Linked DNA regions of Homo sapiens: region 2 is linked to region 1. Evidence: read pairs that join two places in POLR2A ChIA-PET (ENCODE). Cell type or tissue: MCF 10A. All regions are shown on one strand. Links, peaks and the distances in the headings refer to the core of each region. The heading gives the core; the rest is flanking DNA. Region 1 overlaps RAPGEF4-AS1 (RAPGEF4 antisense RNA 1). Region 2 overlaps RAPGEF4 (Rap guanine nucleotide exchange factor 4).

Evidence for each region. Peaks named below come from ENCODE experiments on the same cell type or tissue, not always from the same donor. Only the 100,000 strongest peaks of a DNase experiment are listed, where the experiment ranks them.
Region 2: POLR2A ChIA-PET joins it to region 1 with 5 read pairs; 2 of 35 experiments call an interaction of 5 or more read pairs at or near these places.

Annotation. Positions count from the first base shown.
Region 1 is chr2:172,720,691-172,725,086 of GRCh38, reverse strand. RAPGEF4-AS1 (RAPGEF4 antisense RNA 1) reads left to right here. Exons shown (of 4, transcript NR_026995.1): 4 at 1-1,898. It also overlaps a transcript of PDK1 not described here. Among named protein-coding and RNA genes, the nearest start is that of RAPGEF4, 13 kb to the left of the region's middle. In MCF 10A, for the core only: no CTCF peak of the experiment used is centred there; a DNase peak (open chromatin) is centred at 2,386.
Region 2 is chr2:172,966,264-172,970,659 of GRCh38, reverse strand. It overlaps RAPGEF4 (Rap guanine nucleotide exchange factor 4), which reads right to left. Exons shown (of 31, transcript NM_007023.4): 10 at 3,216-3,399. Among named protein-coding and RNA genes, the nearest start is that of MAP3K20, 110 kb to the left of the region's middle. In MCF 10A, for the core only: no CTCF peak of the experiment used is centred there; DNase peaks (open chromatin) are centred at 1,279 and 2,369.

The DNA.
Region 1 (4,396 bases), core at 248-4,247:
GGTATAAACCTAGCAGTGTATTTTCTGGGTCAACTGGCTTAGGTTTAGGTTAACTGTATTCGTTTACACCATTTTATACTCCCGTCAGCAATATATGAGTTCCAGGTATTCTGCATCCTCACCAACACTTGGAGCCTTTCTGGTAGGTGTGTAGTGGCATTGCATTGTGCTTTCAATATGCATTTTTCTGCTGACTAATGCACTCCTTTTTATATGCCTATTATTCACATATCTCCTTTTATGAAGTAGGTATTCAAGTCTTTTATTCACATTTTATGTTTTGTTATGGCCACATCTCACTTCCAGAATCTGTATTGGTTATCTATCGCGCATTAAAAAAGTACTCTAAAGCTTGACAGCTAAAAACAACAAACATTCATTCTCTCACACAGTCTCTGCAGGTCAGGAACCTGGGTGCAGCTTCATGGGGTGGTTCTGGCTCAGGGTCTCAGGTTGCATTTGAGCTGCTGTCTGAGGTTACAGCCCTACCTATCAAAGCTGAACCAGAGCCAGACTCCATGTCTAAACTCACTTATGTGAGCTTCAGTGTGAGAAATGTATGAATTTTGTTTGATGAAATATTGAAAAGCTTAACAACTTCCTCCTACTCTCATTGGCCTCTTGGTGCCCAGTATCTGAGTCTGAAAAATCTCATCTATAGGAATCAATGGCAGCAAAGACAGAACCAAGGTCCCACGGCTATTGGGGAGGTTGGCAGATGAGTGAGGAAAAAGGGGTGTCAGCAATCTAAAAATATTCAGGCTCACAGAAATATAACTGTTTGAAATGACTCACTTTTATTAAGATCCTGCCATCTCACTTACCAGCTTAAAAAAAAATAGATCACAGCAGAATGTTTCAAATTCTCCATAAATGGCCATTTGATCCAGCAACCTACCTGTGGAAATTTATGCCAAGATTAGAATCTACAAAATACATACAGAGATGCACATTGAAGTATTATTTATTAGGAATCTAAATTGTGGAATCATTAAAGAGAATACATATTCCCTCAAAAGAATACCATGGTGTTATTAAAAGTAGTCATTATGAGTGGTTAGGATATAATATAATATTACAGGAAATTCTTAGGATATACCATCAAGTAGAAAAACTTTTCTTCCCAGCTTTTCAATGTGAAAATGTTTAAACCTACAGGAAAGTTGTAAGGCCAGAACAATAAATGCTTGTATAGCCTTCATCTAGATTCTCCAACAGTGACCACAGTTGCCACATCTCTTTAAGTGTAATGCTCATCCTTTGAGAGTAAGTGCAGACATTTTGATACCATGCTCTAAGTACTACAACACCTATCTAAAATTGTAGAAGGAAACTCTTCTATGATTTTCACACTCAAGACATTTAACACTGATATAAAGTTTATATTCAAATTTCTCCAAAAGATTTAAAACTATCTCTTTGGCTTGTGTTATCCAGGACTCAATGGAGGATTGAGCATTGCATTTAGTTGTTGTGCCTCTTTAGTTTTTTTTGATCTAAAACAATCCCTCAACCATTTTTAAAAATTCTTTCATGACATTGACATTTTTAAAAGACTCTGGAACAGTCATTTTACAGAATATCCTTCAATTTGGATGTGTCTGTTTCCTCAAGATTAGAAATTACATGAACTTCTTGGCTAACTTCTCCATTTTATTTTGTGTTCAAAATATATTACTCTTTCCCATGTCCTGTGAAAATAAAAAATCTCTAATGTGTTTGTGAAAAAGATTAAGCTAAGATTTTGTTTGGATGCAGTGTGATTTGGACTTAGGTGTGTGTATCTGAACTTCATCCTTTGTCATCAAAAGAATAGTATAATAACTAAGAACATGTAGCTTAAGAAATCCAGGCACTTGAGAGCCACTGTAAGTAAACTCTAATTCCCACAGCAGAAAGAAGGGGTCTGTCTGCTTTTTAACCACCAAAAGTTTATCTATATCAGGACTGTTTCCTATTCTTTGTTTCTTTCTATTTGCCAGACCAGTCTATAAGCTAGTAAGGAGTTCATCGGTTCATCAGAATAGACTTCAAGACACTAGATCACAATCCCAACAATTAAAATCATCTGCTTTGCCACTGCTCAGATGGAAGCAGTATGTGTGCCTTCAAAAATGTTTTACTAGAAATTTTGAGTCCTGAAAATACCTGATTTCTAAACTAAACAAGCAGAATCTAGGCAGAGGGATGTCTAAATTTCATTTATAACTTAGCCGATTAAGGCTGCCAATAAATCATACCAACTTATATAAGTAACAGCCATGGTAAGGATATTGCCTTAATGGTAAGTGCCTCTTACTTGAGATTTACAAATCTGGGTACTATTTCTAGGAACAGCCTACTGAATGCATCCAAGAGCTTGGCTTAAGTCCCAGGGATGACGAAGTTCTTTGAACCCATGCCATCACCCCTACCTCACCTGCCATGATAGTTATTGCCAATTAATCACAGTGTTCTTTTCTATTAGCCTGGACACTGCCTCAGACAATTTCCCAACACAGCACTACAAGCAGCCACTAATAATAATTTGGAGTCAATACATCAGATGAAATCTTTATCACCCTTGGAAAATATATTTTTCTGAATCTCATCTAGTTTTTAGCTTCTCGACTTCATCTACACATGAATGGTGAGGCTGTAGAAGTCTGTTTCTTGTGAATGACCTACAGATAACTGGCAAGCTTGGTAAAATCTCATATCAGAGCAGGTTGACCAGGTGATTTGACTAGGGAAGGAAAGGATAAGATTAGTTAGGGTTGGCCATTTGCCAGGACAATTGACCTCAATATCTCTAAGAGCTGGAACACAAAGTTGATGTCTTGCTCATGAAATAATCCAAGTTGACTCCAGGCTTGGGGGATGGGAGTGTATGAGTTCCATTCTGCACAGTCATTAGGGATTAGGACCAATAGAGGCTCTGTCTTCTTAAACACCTGACTTCCCACATCACTGTGGGCATTTGCATCCACCTGGTGGTAAGGGAAGGAGCATGGAGGAATGCCACGTGAGTGGCTTTTACAGGGGAAGCCTGAAAGTGGCTCACATCAATTCTGCAATTTTATATTTGCTAGAACACAGTTACATGGCAGTAGCTAACGGTAAGGCAAGCTATAAAGTGTAGTTCATGGAAGAGCCAACTGTTCCCAATGGCATTCTACTATAGAAGAGAGCATAAATGTTTGGTGGCCAGCCAGCCACCTCTGCCCACAAAGAGAGGCTGTTCTGGGAAACTCCAAGCCTTCTTGTAGGACAAGAAAATGATGATAGCACTTGGGTGCACATAGCAATATGCCAGACACAATATTGCCTGGCCTTTTCCTAGCTGGTCTATGACTCAGCCAAATGTGAAGATGAAATTTTGGATAGTGAAAATTATTAACCCTTCCATGCATTACTGGGAAAAATCTGCAAAATTTTAATCTCTAGAATAACTTTAAAGATACAATGGGGGCCAGGCACGGTGGCTGACACCTATAATCCCAGCACTTTGGGAGGCTGAGGTGGGCAGATTACCTGAGGTCAGGAGTTCGAGACCAGCCTGGCCAACATGGTGAAACCCCGTCTCTGCTAAAAATATAAAAATTAGCCAGGCCTGGTGGCACATGCCTGTAATCCCAGCTACCTGGGAGAGTGAGGCAGAATTGCTTGAACCTGAGAGATGGAGGTTGCAGTGAGCTGAGATCATGCCACTGCACTCCAGCCTGGCCAACAGAATGAGACTGTGTCTCAAAACAACAACAAAAAGATACAATGGGAGTTCTACTTCTACCTAGGATGTAGAAAGCAAACAAAAACACCTTTTCCACCCTAGAAATAAGAAAAACTACAGATAAAATACAAACTCATAATTTTTCTTGAACCCATCAGATAGTTAAGGCCATAGGGCAACTAGGTAGCTTGAAATCCAAGGCGTCTCTAAGAATACAGGGTACAAGCTCTGTCTCACCTTCGGCAGAACACAGGAAGAAGAGATGCCGGTTGCCATCAAACAAGTAGGAAGGATTTGCTAAAATTTCTAACAAATTGCAGAAGTCTGACTGTGAACTAGTGTGACAGTACAGGTTTGTCTGGGAGCCACAGACAGAGAAGCAGTTCACACTTACAAGATCGTCTTCACAGATTTCCATTTGGTGCTCATGAGAAAGACTGGGTGAGGGTGGGGGACCAGAGGGAGTCTTCCTTGGTGGTGCAGGCCTGGAGGAGGGGAGTGCAGTTGCTGAAGGAAAGTCACAAAGCCCTCCTTAGATGCTTTCTCAAGGAACAAAAGCCTCTAGCCTTGGGGGAAGAACCAGAAACTTCATATCTCCAAGACTAGATGAAAACCCATTACAGCTAGAGAAAGAGAAAACAAAACAAAACAAAACAAAACCTTGTCATTATTGGAAGAGCAAGGAAC
Region 2 (4,396 bases), core at 255-4,254, 250 kb before region 1:
AAACAAGTGACACTTTTTTTTTTTGCTAGCAAGTCTCAGATTCAGAACAATAGGAAGTACCTTTCAAAGCAACATCTTCATTATACAATCAAATTCTCAAAGTAATCTTCTCATCAAAGAATATTGTGTTATTTCTTTCCCAGTAATTATCAGAGTTCTGCAACCTCTCTGGCAGTGGTGACTATTATAAAATGCAGCCGTGCTGAGTTTAAAAGTTGGGGGTCCTGCCCTGGTCAGTATGAAGCCAATGCATCTCATGCCTCCACATTTCTTAATGACTTAGCACTTTCGGCAGTAGAAAGTCAACATTTCCAGGACCTCTGAACATGCCCTCAGTTTCCAGGAGTGAAGTGCTTGGTTGGTCCCTTCAAGGACAGTAGTGATACTGGCAATTCTTGATCAACTAAGCTTGTTTTCTTTCCACTTAAATAAAGTAGTAGCTCCAAAGATTATTAGCAGATCAAAAAAAAAAAAAAAGGGTGTGTGTGTGTATGTACATGTAGAGTTGGAATATCTGTCTCCCAAAATTAGATTCCTTATTTTTCACTTTCCCATCTCTCGGGAGCTGTTATTTCAGCAGAAAGAAAACTGAAGAGTTCCAGAAGTGCCAGCCCAATTCCAACGTTTGCAAAGTTTCGAAAAACCTAAGAAGATGGGAAAATCCCAAGGCCACCTGAAATCATGTATCTTGGAATATTTGTAAAACCTGTACTTTAACAACTAGCGATATAATGGAAGAGTGTCAGTTTTGGAATGTAATATTCTGTGAAGAATCTGGGCTGCCAGGGATCATGCGATTCAATGGTGTATGGACAATAAAAGGAAGCACAAGCAGCGACTCCCATTTCTCCCAAGGTGACTCATGAAAACAAGCTCTCATGTCTCTTGAGAAGGCTAAATCAAACAATTAGCATGAATGTTCCTAGCATACAGCAGGCACTCAATTGATGATTGTTGGATCTTAATCTAATTTGGGGATTCCTCTCCCACTGAATTATAAACTCCCCAAGGGCAGGAGCCATTTCAAAAACATTTGTGAATCAGATGGCATTTTTGCCTCCCTTGAAGCAAGTAAGAGCTGAGGGAACATTAGCTGGGACTGTGTATTCACACTTCCATTCATTCATTCATTCATTCACTCACTCAGCAAAGGTTTACTGATGGCTTATGTGGTGTAATGCACAGAGCTAGGGATACGGCCTTACTAAGTTCCACACCAGGTTAAACCCTCCTCCACATTAGGCTGTGCCAACACACACTACATCTTCCTCCATAGCATGTAATGCAGCTGTGATTAAATGATTGCTTGCATAAGTAGTTGCTTAATCCTCTGCCCTAGACAGAAAACTCCAAGGAGGAGAAGCCTTCTTGTTCAATGTTTACCTTAATGCCTTAGCACCTAACATAGTATCTAGAACAATGTAGGTACTCAATAAATGAACAAATGTAGTAAAATGAGATCTGTCTTTGCCTTTAAGAAACTCATGGTTGACTGCAATATTTCTCCACACGGGCATTGTTCTCAGGACAGCTCTTTATTGTGTTGGGTTCCTAGGTACTGCAGTGTGTTTGGCAGCCCTTGGTCCTAGCCACTGCCCAGTGAGTGCTAGCAGTGGGCCCCCTCCTGTGCTTTGACAACAGCCCTTAGGGGGCTGTCCCACCTTGATTCAGAACCACTGCATATGTTGGCTTGGATGCAGGTGGCAGCAAGGAGGACAGCAAAAAGGGGATGGACCCAGGAAATGATGAGGAAATATGCAGGAGGGACAGTGGGACAAGAGGGGACAAGAAAGAAAACATGGCTTAAAATGGTGGTGTTCATCTGAGTTCCCCAGGCCCCAGGGATTCTCTTGTGCCCCCTCAGCCATGCTCTCCTATGATCCTTCAGGGCAGAGAAAGCATACATTGGCTGGGCAGGTTTCTTGGACCCCACTCCTGCTTATGTCAGTGAAGCTCTAGCTTTGTTTGATGTTTTGGATTTTCCTGTTCATCTTTTTATGTGAAGAAAGGGTTTTGAGGCTTACAGAGCTGAAGAGTGTGGTTCTAGAGTTAAGGATGATGGTATCTGCTGGGATGAGGGGAGGCCTTTGAAACACATGGTGTGGGAGAGTCAGACCCATGAGAAAGTTTTGACAAAGGGGACAACCCTGAGTAAGGGCAAGTCAAAGAATCCTGGGGAAGGGAAATTAAAGTGCCTTCAGAGAGGCTACTGTGGGTTGGTCTGAGGGGCAGCCTCTGGGGAGGCTGGCCTGAGGGACACTTCACTCTTGGAAAGCACCCAGCAGACATCCAGGACATGTAACATGTAATGCCCTTGTCTAATACAAGACTAATACACCAAGGTCGGCCAAACATGACTCAGAGCTGACATCCACAGCTGGCCGACGCTGGCTGTGGGGCAGAGGGCGTCTTCATTTCCAGCCAAAAAACACAAGCCTGTGTGGTGGTTTCGGATGCAAGGGCCAAGTCACCGCTAACTGAAAAGGTTTCCCTGAGGATCAGGACCACATGTATGCTTCTTTATATGCCCCATAGCAATTTGTGGAGTGCCCTGCATCAAACGGGGGCTTAATAATACATTCTTTCTGAGTGGATCTGATTAAACATTTCAGAGTCCACAATTGCAGGTGGTGGCCTGCTCCTGAAGGTAAGGTGGGTTCAGCTGAGACAGAAGGGAGAGACTGCCTCAGTGGCTCAATGGGGGCCTTGACAGGGGTAATGCAGTTGTGGTGTGCTCAGAAGAATGAGCTTTAAGCTGAAGAACAGAAGCCTCAGAGGTGGGTAAGAGCATGTGCTGAATGAGTGAAGGAACAAATGAATGCAGGCCTAGGCATGAAGGCTATGGTCCTGATGACCTCTGTCCTGTTGCATTAGGGAGAAAGGTGCTGCCACAGGCTGGCATAGAAACAGAGCAGTTTCTGTTTGTCATTGACCAAAGGTCATTTAATATGGGGACTCAGTTTTGACAGCCGGAGCCAACTACTGACAACCTCTACAGCTTTAACTCATGCAAATGGAAAATGGAGCCATCTGGATCAAACACAAAAATTAAAATAACAGAGACAAGCACTGCTGTGGCACCCTTCAGCTGCTCCCTTTTGTTCCATGGGGGATGGCCAGGGCTTTTGAGAGCAGCCTTGTGTCTCTCCTCATGGTATGTCTATGCACTAGGCGGCCTTGGGACCTGGAGGGGTGAGCCACGAGCTCTCACTCACGGTTTGCGAAGGATCATCCTCATGTGGGCGTCGGGGCCCATCTGTGACAGCAGCAGCATGGTGTCCTGGAGCTCCTCATCACACTCCTTCTTCTCCTCCTCAGTAGGCAAAGGGGCATCCTCGTGCTCATCATCCAGAAATCGATAGAATAAATATTTGTCTTGGAAATGGTGCTCCTGGTCCACTATGGGAAACATGGAAGCACGTGTCAGCTGCAGCACCTCGGCCTCACAGCTCCGTTTACTAGAAACAAATGCAGAGTGTCAGGCAGGAGGGCCAAGTGGCAGCAAAGCCGGGAGCCTCCTCGCCCTTCTCACTCTGCCCTGCCCAGACTGTGCAGCTGGAAGACATGACCTCGGGGCTGCAGTCATGCACACCACAGCCCTCTCTGACCCACCCATCTCCTCGGCCTCTGTGGGACTCCCTTTGAGGACCTGCCAGCATTTCTCAGATGAACACTTTGACCTGCAGAAATCGTCTTCCTGATATTTTCTAGGATGTGGGACCTGTGTCCCAAACAGGAAAGGAACCAACTGCCAGGTCATGTTCTGTCACAGCTTTGGAAAGTACAGGCTTTGAAAACAATCTGCCTTGTCAGGATCAGAATTTATGTTATTCTTTCTATATGTACTGTTTATCAACTGTACTGTCTGCACTCTGGAAAAAAATGTTAGTATAAAATTAGTTGTTTGAACAAAGCTGACCAGACCAGGTTTCTAGATCATATACTGCTAGAAGGATTTTGTGGTAATTTTCTTCCAAATCTGATGTCTTAAAGTTTTTTCCTCTTGTTCCTTTAAACAGGATTTAAATCTCGGTAGGACAAAGACAATGAACGTGGCTCAGAATCCCTCATGTACATGTCTTACAGCCTTGAGCCCCTTTTCAGGATGGAGCATCAATACTCTCAAAAGGTAAAGACAAGCAGTAGATCCCTTGCTGCTCAAAGGGCGATTCCTGGAGGAGCAGCAGCAGCAGCATCTGGGAACTTGTTGGAAATACAGACTCTAAGTCCATTCCAGACGAGCTACATCAGAATCTGCACTTTAACAAGAGTCCCAGGTGACATGTATGCACATTAAAGTATGAGAAACGCTGGCAAAACCATTACTAGATTCCCAGGTGTTGGTAAATGAAATGAATGTTTTTAATATTTTGTCTGTTTGGAAGTGTCTTAAACA